Linked DNA regions of Homo sapiens: region 2 is linked to region 1. Evidence: chromatin contacts called from ENCODE Hi-C data. All regions are on one chromosome and are shown on one strand. Each heading gives the region's core, a stretch centred on a gene start or an enhancer-like site at or near the end of the contact. The rest is flanking DNA. Distances are from core to core; before and after follow the strand shown. Region 1 holds the start of CCDC90B (coiled-coil domain containing 90B). Region 2 has its middle 9.6 kb from the start of LINC02695.

Evidence for each region. A loop is a pair of places that touch in the nucleus more often than their neighbours do. Pooled maps may share reads with other maps.
Region 2: a loop to region 1 is called in a pooled map, with 11 times the contacts of the local background. The contact joins the enhancer-like site here to the promoter of CCDC90B in region 1. A Hi-C loop is called at or near these places in 4 of 50 pooled maps.

The regions. Positions count from the first base shown.
Region 1 is chr11:83,282,314-83,288,536 of GRCh38, reverse strand. It overlaps CCDC90B (coiled-coil domain containing 90B), which reads left to right and starts at 2,170. Exons shown (of 9, transcript NM_021825.5): 1 at 2,170-2,664. The coding sequence starts at 2,565. CCDC90B-AS1 (CCDC90B antisense RNA 1) reads right to left here and starts at 2,417. Exons shown (of 3, transcript NR_186344.1): 1 at 1,990-2,417. RefSeq lists enhancers at 2,133-2,782, 2,205-2,800, 2,833-2,912, 2,801-3,397.
Region 2 is chr11:86,200,110-86,206,101 of GRCh38, reverse strand. No RefSeq gene overlaps it. Among named protein-coding and RNA genes, the nearest start is that of LINC02695, 9.6 kb to the right of the region's middle. RefSeq lists enhancers at 2,891-3,391, 3,392-3,892. Within about 2 kb of position 3,412, at least 18 of the 41 ENCODE cell types and tissues checked have a DNase peak (open chromatin) inside an H3K27ac peak, as active enhancers do.

The DNA.
Region 1 (6,223 bases), core at 921-3,420:
TTACCAACAGAGTAAACAGATAGCCTAAGAATGGGAAGGAGAAAATATTTGCAAACTATGCATCTGACAAAGGTCTAACATCCAGAATCTATAAGGAATTTAAACAAACCAAGAAGTATAAAACAATCCAATTAAAAAATGAGCAAAGGACATGAACACACACTTCTCAAAAGAAGACATACAAATAGCCAACAAACATGAAAAAATCCTCAACACCACTGATCATTAGAGAAATGCAAATCAAAACTACAATGAGATGCCATCTCACACCCATCAGAATGGCAATTATTAAGAAAAAAAATTCACATATTGGTTAGGCTGTGAAGAAAAGGGAATGCTTATACTCTGTTGATGGGAATGCAAACTAGTTCAGCCACTATGGAAAGCAGTTTGGAGATTTCTCAAAGAACTTAAAATACAACTACCATTCAACCCAGCAATCCCACTACTGGGTATATACCCAAAGGAAAATAATTCATGCCATCAAAAAGACACAGAGCTGGGCACCGCAGCTCATGCCTGTAATCCCAGCACTTGGGAGGCCTAGGCGGGTGGATAGTTTGAGCCCAGGAGTTCTGGACCAGCCTGGGCAACATGGCAAGACCCCATCTCTACAAAACATGCAAAAATTAGCCAGTTGTGGTAGTGCACACCTGTAGTCACAGCTACTTGGAAGCCTGAGGCAGGAGGATCAGTTAAGCCCAGGAAGTTGAGGCTGCAGTGAGCCATGCACGACTGCACTCCAGCCTGAGTGACGCAGCAAAACCCTGCCTCAAGCCAAAAAAAAAAAAAAAAAAAAAAAGACACATGCAACCGTATGTTCATTGTAGTGCCATTCACGATAGCAAGGACATGAAATCAACCTAAGTGCCCATCAACAGTGGACTGGATAAAGAAAATGTGGTACATATACACCATGGAATATAATGCAGCCATAAAAATAAGGAAATTATACTCTTTGTAGCAACATGGATGGAACTGGAGCCATTATCCTATGCAACCTAATGCCAAGAACAGAAAACCAAATACACATGTTCTCACTTATAAGTAGGAGCTAAACATTGAATATATGATGGTAAACGTGGAAACAACAGGCATTGAGGATCATTAGATGAGGAAAGGGGGAGACGGACAGAGGGGCATGGGTTGAAAAAGCACCTGTTGAGTACTATGCTTACATCCTGTTGGGATCATTGGGACCCCTAACCTCGATATACCCTAAGGTTTTGCGTTTTGTATTTTGAAACTGGTAAGATCAAACTTTTTTCCCAATTTTTTTTTTTTTTTTTTAGATCGAGTCTCACTCTGTCGCCCAGGCTGGAGTGCAATGGTGTGATCTCGACTCACTGCAACCTCCGCCTCCAGGATTCAAGCGATTCTCCTACCTCAGCCTCCTGAGTAGCTGGGATTACAGGCATGTGCCACCACGCCCGGCTAATTTTGTATTTTTAATATAGACAGGGTTTCTCCACGTTGGTCAGGTTGGTCTCGAACTCCCGACCTCAGGTGATCTGCCCGCCTCGGCCTCCCAAAGTGCTGGAATTACAGGCATGAGCCACCACGCCCAGCCATCCCAGTGTTTTAAATAGCAATTTATATTTCCTCTTCATGAATTGTCTGTTAAAGCAGTTGTTGGCGGGAATCAAGTTTTGTTCTTTCAATGTGCTTCGGGCCTTAGAAATGGTGTTTGTTACTTAGTTGACTCTCACAAAGCTTTGAATACATATAGATAGAAACCTAGCCGTAATTGTTTAGAATCTTGAGAGAGTAAGCCACTAACACCGCACAACTGTGTGCCATTTTACAACTTACAGAGAATATTCATGAGTATTAGTGCATTTTAATACAACTACTGTGCATTGTTGCTTTCAGCATTTTACTATGCGGAGCAGTCTTGAGTAACTGAGGTCTGAGAAGGATAAATGGTGAAAATTCAAGGAATTTCTCCTAGAAACGGAGGAATTCGGCTTCCCTAAAGAAAGGACATACCGACTGAAATAGTTGGTCCTCCCGTGCACCAGAGGGTGAAGCAGCAGGATGTGACGCCTCACGAAAAGTGAGCGGCTTGCTGGACTACACTTCCCAGAAGGTTTCGTTGGCCCTCGCACTACGCAATCACCCAGAACGCTCAGCGGCCGAAAACTTCAGGTTCCAGGCTGCTGTGCGGCTAAATGCGACTCCATCTCCCCCGACCCAAGCGCGTAATGGCCGCTGGCTATCTTGGGGGAGCCAGCTGTTGGACTATGCCCCACTGCCAGGAAACAGGCGCCGGAAGGTTCTCTGACAAGATCTCGCTTTCCTAGGGCGGTGAAGGCGTTCAAAGGTCGGGAAGGGGCGCTGGGAGAAGCGGGGCAGCGCTGAGCCATGCTCGCGAACTGTGGGTCTGTCTGTGAAGAGACCCAGTTTCGTGGGACCACGGTGGCGCCTGCGCTGGGAGGTGAGCTTGTGACAGAGCGAAAACTACAATTCCCAGCATTCCTGTGGTGCCAGAACTACCTTGCCCGAAAGCCTGTGCGAGATTTACCCCGTCTTCCGCCTCCCTCCCACCGGAAAACTCTGAGGACATGAATAGTCGCCAGGCTTGGCGGCTCTTTCTCTCCCAAGGCAGAGGAGATCGTTGGGTTTCAAGGCCCCGCGGGCATTTCTCGCCGGCCCTGCGGAGAGGTGAGGCAAGGCGTCGTGTCATAGATGCCTGAGTGCTCTCTAGGGAGACGATGCCCGTGGGGTCGCGCCTGCTCGAGCGAACGGGAAGAGAAGGTGCCACGCCCTCCTCCCGGATTCACGCCTTGTGCTGGGCGACGCCGCTGCCTGCTGCCCCGACTTGCCCAGCTCGCCCCAAGGGGCGAGGACTGAGGAAAGCACTGCCTTTCTGTTCTTAAAGCGAACCTTTGAAGGCCTGGGCTTCGCGCCCGGCTTCTTTCTCAGCCGTTGTTTCCGTTTTTTGGTGACAAGAGGCTAGTAATCTCGTCAGGAGCCAACGTAAGGTAATCTGTGTTTGAGGGTGTCCTGTTTTCTTTTGTGGCCTGATCAAATTTTGATTTTGTTTTTTTAGGTGCTGGCCTCGAGCCCAGGTTTTTGGTAGACAGCATCATAAATTTCAGGCCACGTCTGCCTTATTCTCACTGGAATTCTCAGTACATTTCAGTCACATTGTAGACTTTGGGAAAATAAGTGAATACTGGAACCCACAAGTTTCCAACCTGTTGGCACCCCTGTTAACAGGGTGTCCTGAAGACATCTAACTTTATTCAGAGAAATGTTTCTAGGGCTAGGTTTTTGTTGTCGTCGTTGTTTTTCACCCCCAGTTTTTTAACTTCCCTCCCAGTTTTTAAACCGTTTTAAGGTTGTCCACAAAATAGGCGAATAGGCACCTCTTATCTCTGTTCACCTTCTTGAATCTTCAGTGCCAGGTACGCTGAGCCATTCGGTACCCAAACACTTCTACGCTGTTATTTATACTCCATATTGTTACTTGTGCTATTTTGCTCATTGTTTCATTTTAATCCACACCAGTAACAGCTGCAGTCAAAACTGCAGTTGTTGATCCTCCATCTGTGAGATTGCTGTTTAGCTGCCAGGGTCATTCACAAGGTCTCTTTTGTTAGGTATTTGAGTGTTTAGCATACATACACATTATGATGGATTTTACAAAAAGGAGGTAGCACTTTTGAACTCCAGGAAGTCATCCAGCTGCCATCTTTGTTGACTTTTACATATCCAAATGAAAACAAAATTAAATGTTCTTAGAGAATGAACTTTGAAGTGTATATCATACTGGGAAATAAATGACCATAAGTACATGTTAATGTTTTAACATAAAAGTTATCCCACTTGAATCTGAGTGTTCTTGGAGAAACCTTAAATCTCTTCTTACAACTAGTAGGATTTGTGTCCTTCCTCACTAAACAAATATTGAATGTTTATTTTATACAAGTAGTTTAAACTTGCCTAATAATGTCAATAATCAAGGGATTTGAAAACCTTGACCTCTGACCAATGGAAGGACCTTAGTTATTCTAGTGCAACTAGTGTAGCACGTTAGTAGACCAGCATGTAAGAATATATGCTGTTAATGCCTGTTCTTTTGAATTCCTGACAGAAAAGTAACTGGCTATACACTGAAGTGTTTCAGCTGTAAAATTAGCAGTAAATTAATATAAAACTTGCAGCTTAAATTTAATGGGACAACACTTTACATGTTTGCTTGGTTGTTTTTTCAAAAGTAAAATTTGACCTTTTCCAGCAAAGAGGAGCTTGGTGCAAGATAGGCCAGAGTTCCAATCCACAATCTATGACTTAGTAGTTTTGTGAAACTGGTTAAACCTTTAAACTCTTGAGTTTGTATCTCGCTATTACGAACAAACAAATCCACAAGATAGGTATCAAAGAAACAAAAGTAGTAACAATGAAAGGAAAGGTTTGGGGTTTTGTACAGATGTTTAAGTCTGTACAAAACTCTTCAAATTATTAAGGATCTGTTATTCCACTTTGAGCTGGAAACACTGATTCTGGGCACTTCATCTCCCCTACCTATTAATATGGCTGCAAAGACTTACTTATTTTTATTTTTTATTTTTTTGAGACAGGGTCTCTGTCACTCAGGCTGGTGTGCCTTGGCGCCATCTCGGCTCCCTGCAGCCTGTGCCTCCCAGGCTCAGGTGATCCTCCCACTTCAGCCTCCCAAGTAGCTGGGACTACAGGCACACACCACCATGCCCAGCTAGTTTTTGTAATTTGTGTAGGGACAGAATCTTCCCACGTTGCCCAGGCTGATCTCAAACTCCTAGGCTCAAGCAATCCGCCTGCCTTGGCTTCCCAAAGTGCTAGGATTACAGGCATAAGCCACTGCACCCGGCCTGTAAAGACATTCTTAATGAGTGCTTATGCACTGAACTGCCCATGACACAGTTGGAATAGTGATTATGACACCCTACTATGAATATCCAATGGTTTTTCCAGTTCCTTATGGCTTCCAAAGTGGAGTGAAACCCAAAGTTCTACTGCCAGTGGGTGTCAATACCTACCTCATAGGATTGGGAGGACTAAGCAAAATATTATGTGAATATTTGAGCACATATAAGGAATAATGTTTTACATATCCTTCTGTATTCTCAGCTCTCCTTAACCCCATAATAAATAGAAGCCAAGAGAATAGCAAAGGCAGCCCATGCCTAGATTTTGCTGATTTCATTCATCCTGTCTGGATAACTTCTCTCAGATTTAATATAGTTCTACCATCATCCAAATAGCCATTCTTGATCCTTTATTCTCAAGGAGGGCCAAATGCTTCTCCTTTGTATTATTCATCATTGTGTATACATAATGCCAAGCACAGTGCCTTTCATTCAGCAAGTATCTATGGAGCATCCAGAATTGTGTAGGCATTGGGGATTCAGTAGTGAGCAAGAACAGATGTGGTCCCTGCTCTCAAGGACTGTATAGTTTAGTGCAGGGGTTGACAAACTTTCTGTAAAGAGCCTAATAAATATTTCAGGCTTTGTAGGCTGTAAGGTCAGTCACAACTATTTGCTTTGCCACTGTAGCATGAAAGTAGCCATAGATTAATCCATAAATGAATGAGCTGTGTTCTAATAAAACTATCTAGTTCTAATGAATAAAACTAGAAAAACAGGCGGTGGTAGTCTATGGGCTATAGTTGGCTGACTGCTGGTCTCTTGGGGAGACAACTGAGAGTCACATAAATGTGTAAATTATGAGAGGGTTTGCAAAAGAATCCTGTGCAGTACTATGAAAAACCATCATGAGAGAGACATAACCTAAAGGAGTCATCAGGCTTTCCAGAGGAAGAAACATTCAGACTGAGCTCTGAAGGATAAACATGAGCAGGCAAAGAAAAGGAGAGCTTTCTGAACAGGGCAGGGGCTAGGCAAAGGCCCTGAGAAGGGAAAGCACATGGCATGTTTGTGGAATTAAAATCAAAGAGCCCTTGAAAGCAGAGGACCAGAGAGAGCATAGTAGGACATGAGACGAGCTGCACCCTACAAAGATTTATTGGCTTGTTAAGGTATTTGGTCTCTATCCCAAATTTAGCAGGAAGCTGCTGGTATTCAGAGTGTTTGTTGACTAAGTCAGAGGAACTGTACTAATCTGCCTAGCTATGAGACCATAAGATCTCAGACTAATTACAGACAGTCCTCAACTTAAGATAGTTTAACTTAAAAATTTTTGACTTTACCATGGTGCAAAAACAGTGTGCATTCAG
Region 2 (5,992 bases), core at 2,163-4,662, 2.9 Mb before region 1:
TTTATATTACGTGGCCTTGTCTCATGATGGCACCATTGTGACATATTGTACCAGCTGGCCACACTCTGTTCAACTGTTGTTTGCTTAATGCATTCTCTCATGATAAACTGGACCCAAAGCTTACCTATTCTGCCCCCCACTCCAACTTTAGAATGGCAGGCAAATGATGAAGTTTCCCATGGGAAATCTCTTTTATTTCTTTTTAATATTTTATGTATGTATTTATTATTTAGAGACACTGTCTCTCTCTCTCTCTGTCACCCAGGCTGGAATGCAGTGGCGCAATCATAGCTCACTGCGGCCTAGAATTCCTGGGATCAAACGATCCTCCTGCTTCAGGCTCCCAAAGCGCTGGGATTACAGGTGTGAGCCACCACGCCTGACATCTGCAGGAAATTTTAACTTTATTTTCACCACCATTAGTTCAATTACGATCAAGAATTTACACGTACAAGTCTTGTAAGCAGCTTTGTATTGCTTAACTCCATTTTTGCAATCATCTTAGCTACTGTTTCTGTATTGATGTTACGCAAACGTATACCACTTTATTGGTAAACTGTTTGTTATTTTGTTTTTATATTTTAGTTGGTTCTACTTCTTTGGGTGTCTTTTCTATTGTCTTATTCCTTAATGTGTATGCTTTAAATGTGTATGTCTGAGATACTGTTAAAAAAAAAGATTAATTTTACATTTGGATGGCTGGTAAATAACATAATTTTAGTGGACATTTATTACAATAAATAAAAGAGAAGAGTAAATTCTTGTAGGTTTCTATGAAATCAGTTTTCTTGTAGCATTATACTCACCTAATATAGACTAAACAAAACATTCCTGTGCTTAACAATTAGTAGCAAGTCCATGCCATTCACTAAATATTTATTGAGGACTTTCTCTGGGCCAGACACATATGGGGTAGAGCTCACAGGACATAGCAAGATGCTGTGTGTCTAGAGTTAAAAGAGCAACAACAGGCCCTATCACTCTTCTGCTTAAAATACTTGGATAGCCTTAGGTCCAAATCAGTTCAAAATATTCCTTTACCATCCAGACACTGGCTCAAGGAGCTCAAAAAGGGAAAAGGTGGCTTTAAAATACTGAGCTGTGGCTGGGTGTGGTGGTTCATGCCTGTAATCCCAGCACTTTGGGATGCTGAAGAAGGTAGATCACCTGGGGCTAAGAGTTTGAGACCAGCCTGGCCAACATGGTGAAACCTCATCTCTACTAAAAATACAAAAAATTAGCTGGGTGTGGTGGTGCACACCTGTAGTCCCAGCTACTCGGGAGGCTGAGGCATGAGAATTTCTTGAACCCAAGAGGTGAAGGTTGCAGTGAGCTGAAATTGCGCCACTGCACTTCAGCCTGGGCAGCAGACTGAACACTCTGTCTGAACAACAGCAACAACAAAAAGATGCTAAGCTGTGCCTCTGACCCTGCATTTTTTCCTCTTTGCTATGTCTTAGTACTTTCTGGTCATGTTTCATATTAATTATTTCTGGTTTCCTGTCAGCTTTGAATTAATCCTAGCTTTGTCCCCTGGGCCCTCACTTTCAGATCCTCTCAGTTCTATTCCATGCATATTATGGGGAGTGTCTTACCCTACCCATAACCACACCCAGCTTCTGTAAGTATAATCCCAGAATGGCATCTGAGACCCCACTTGCCTGGCAGAGGAGTTTCGATGTGTTCCATAGCTTTGATGTTACTATTCCTTACTTTAAGACACAAGATGCTTTTAGATCTGACACATGTTCATTTCACTAGCTTGTCTCCTGCCATTCCTCAACTAGGATGTTATGGATCTGTCCTATTGAATTTCTTGAGCAGTTTCTGGAGCATGTAATTTTATTTCCCATCTCAGTTTTTGCACATGGCACATTTCCTTCTCATAAAAACCCTTGCTCCACCATCCCCAATTCTCCAGCTATCTCCTCCTCTTAACCTCAAAGCTAGTTTCAGGGGTCGCATCTCCCAAGAAGTTCCAATCTCACTTAGATGCTTCTCCTTTAGGCTACAGTGTTTATGGCACAGTAGCAATTGCTTTACTTATGTGTCTCCCCCCTGCTCCCAGATTTTGAAAGAGGTTACCACATTTTATTCGACTTTTTTTTTTTTTTTAAACAGAGTGTCACTCTGTCACCCAGGCTGGAGTGCAGTGGTGCCAGCTTGGCTCACTGCAATCTCTGCCTCCCGGGTTCAAGTGATTCTTATGCCTCAGCCTCCCAAGTAGCTGGGATTAAAGGTGGGTGCCACCACACTTTGTATTTTCAGTAGAGACAGGGTTTCGCCATGTTGCCCAGTCTGGTCTAGCATTCCTGAACTCAGGCCATCTGCCAGCCTTAGCCTCCCAAAGTGCTGGTACTGCAGGCATGAGCCACCATGCCCAACCTTTTATTAGACTTTCTATCCTATCCCTAGCCTATGATAGGGACTCATTAAGTGACTATTGAGTAAATCAGTGAATGAATGAATTAATGAATAAGTGAATATATTGCCTAATACGTCTACTTAAAGCCTCTTAGAAAGCAGGTGTGGTATGAATTGTAAACAAACAATAGTACTACAATCTTAATATGGAGGGTGAAAAATAGAAAGGTCTTCAACAGATAATATTTTTTTCTATTTATATATGTTCCTTTTTTTCTAGATATGAGCAAAAGTCTGAGTGCCAATTGCTGAATCAAGATTTACCCAAATGTTACCAAAACCAATGGCAAGTTAGTCAAATTTAGGACTCATCAGTGAGTTAACAATTATTGAGTATCTATTATGTGCACATCACTGTTTATAAGGATGTTGTGATTTAGTGAGGGAGCATATACAAAAATAACCCTGAGGAAGGGCAGACTGTAATAATCAGATTAGAGACTCAAACCACATTCTGTGGGATTCAAATGGAAAAAAAGATTAATTCTTATTAGAAGTAATGAAGTCAACAATGTATGGGGTGGGCACAGGCTGTGAAAATCAGGACAACCAGCTAATTAATGTTGCACAGAATAAATGGTGAATTGCATAACATCTATTGCTTGTCAGCTGGTTGTTTTGCTCTACAACTGCCTTAACCTCTGAGTGACATGGAAGTGAGAAAAAGAAGGAAGTGCAGCAGGACTCAAAGGGGAAGAAATGACTCTTGCTAAAGAAGGAAGAGAAGTGGAACCAACCACAGGGAGGAGAGATGGGGTAAAAATTGCTTTGAGGCCGGGCGCAGTGGCTCACGCCTGTAATCCCAGCACTTTGGAAGGCCGGCCAAGGCGGGCGGATCACGAGGTCAGGAGATGGAGACCATCCTGGCTAACACGGTGAAACCCCGTCTCTACTAAAAAAAATACAAAAAATTAGCAGGGCGTGGTGGCGGGCGCCTGCGGAGGCTGAGGCAGGAGAATGGTGTGAACCCGGGAGGCGGAGCTTGCGGTGAGCGGAGATCGCGCCACTGCACTCCAGCCTGGGCGACAGAGGGAGACTCCGTCTCAAAAAATAAAATAAAATTGTTTTGATTCCGTTGTAGCATTTCCTTGAGTCTCTTCAGTTCTAAGAATAGGGAAAGGAAGAAAAGAAGAGAGCCTGTCATGGAACCAAAGGAAGACAGCATCAAAATAAGGAGAAAAGAGCAAAGAAGCAGAAACAACTTGGAATTATGCCACAGAATTATGCCACCATACTGCTGCTTATAAAACGTTCATACTGAAAACGTTTTAGTGACGGTACAAATAAAAAGGTGGAGGAGGCATGGTTGTAGATAACGGTCTAAGGAAAAAAGTGTGTTACTATGGTTATCATTAGAACTTTTCACAAATAGTCCCACTCTTCCCATTAATGTACACTGGGGGATCAAACTGCCACCTCCTTTGAGGATTTATATGGCTGTGTGGCTTGCATTGGCCAATAAAATGTGAGGGGAAGTGACAGATATGTAGAGTGTATGAGAAATACCTTGCAGCCACTGAGATTTGGAGTGTTAGTATAAGCTAACCTGTCTTTACTAATACAGTTACCCACAAAGAAAAGGAAAAGATTGCTAATATTTATGCAAAAAAAAAGATTGAGAGAGATAAATTTGTAGGACAGGTCAAAGGAGTACTATAAGAGTTGGATTTAAGTTAGAAATAAAATGTAAAGCTAAATAGTTAAGCATTATAAAATGTGTAATAATTTCTTTCTTCTAATTATTGTATGTCTTTCTCTTTGTAATATTCTTCTTCATACACAGCATCTGCTTTTACAGTTTCAACTACTGCCTCAGTGTGAACACTTAGAAACTCATCTATCTGTTTTGACAATAATATTCACATTTCTAACTGCCTACAAAAATGTACATATTTTAAAAGACTCCCAGTACAACTGTTCACACATGTTCATGTCTAAGAATGAAACAATGAAACTCCCTAGAAGACCAAACCTCCCCCAAAAAAATTCCTTTCCCCTTCCTGTTAACAAAATCTCCCCTCAAGCTTTGCTAGTTAACTTAGATCACTTCCTCCTTATTCCTCTTTATTCAATCTCTGCTTCAAAATGCCTCTCAGATTTACCACTTTCTCTACTCACATCTCAGCTACCCTAGTCCAAATGTATTTAACTCATAACTGGACCATGGTCATAAACTCCTCTCCTCCTCTCCAATATATTCTCCCACCCCTCCATCCTGCCCACTCTTTCCAGACTAATCTTCTCTCCACAAAGATCCTCTGTGACCCCTCAGCCTGTGTCCAACAGCATTCACCATAGCCTGCCCCTCCAGGCCTCTCCCACTGCTTACCAGCTGCTGTGCTCAGGCTGGCGTGTTAGGTGTTTGCTGTGCCGTGAGCCATTCTGCTCATTCCTCCTTCCTTATTTTACCAACATTTTTACCTCCAACTCTGCAAGTGCTCTCACTTTCATCTTCCCAGTAAAAAATCCCACACATCTTTAAAGCTCACCTTATATCCCTTTTCCTCTTTTCCCAGAAGACTTACTCAACAAATCCCACCCAAAGAGATCCCTCCCTTTCTCTACCCACATAGCACTAGTCACAGAGTTTAAAGTTCTCTGAGAAGTCATATAGAACAATCCTTCAATTTTATAGTTGAGGTTGAGAGACTTGGTTAGTCCTGCAACCAGTTAGTGACAAATAAAACTAGAATCCAGATGTCTCGAATGCATTTTCTTTCCCACTGCATTTTACTGCCTTTTCTTTGTTAACTGCAAGATGTTTTACAGTTTAATCCTATTCAACCTTATATTTTGTTTAGTGTTTAAAAATCATGTATCCTTGATTAGATCATAGGCAGCTTAGGTGCAATGATGTGATGCAGGGTCTATATTAGATAAAAAGCCCTTATTGAGGGGGCATTTAAGGCTGTCGTTCACAGTAAGGTTTAATGTAGGGCCAAACCATTAAACTAATATGTTTTGGAATAATTGGGAATCAGAGCCAGGAACACAAATCAAACCAAGGAGAAAAAATAAGAGAGTAATTTAATGTCAGGAGCTTAGAAAACCAGAATCAAGAGAAATGAGGAAGGTTCCAGAGTACAAACTCCTTGGTTGAATTATAGGTGGTTCAAGAGAGGTAGGTCAATAGGGACATGTTCCTACCCAACTCCTAGAACAGCGGGTATAGGAAGAAGAAAATGGATCCTTACCAATATCCCCACAAGGCTCCTCTGTCTAGCTAGAGAAGATGACCCTAAAAGGGGACACCAAGCATAAGAAAGCATGATTTCTAATTATAGAAGGTCTTGCCAGCCAGAGGGGCTGAGCAGGGAGGCCAGAGCTGCTCAGATCCAAAAGGTGCTAAGATGCCCTTAATTGGCTGTTGGCGCAACCCCATAATCCTCCTGAGGCAGAAGGATTGCTTTAGCCCAGGAGTTCAAGTATTTGGTGCTCCCATTGCAGGCTTCAGAGTGTGGGCTCATCAGAACCTATCCCTCTTGAACCCTGGCCCAGGCCCCTGGACAGAGGCCTATGCCTCTTAACTCCTGTCCTGGCTGCAGGACAACAGATCTAATCTACCAGT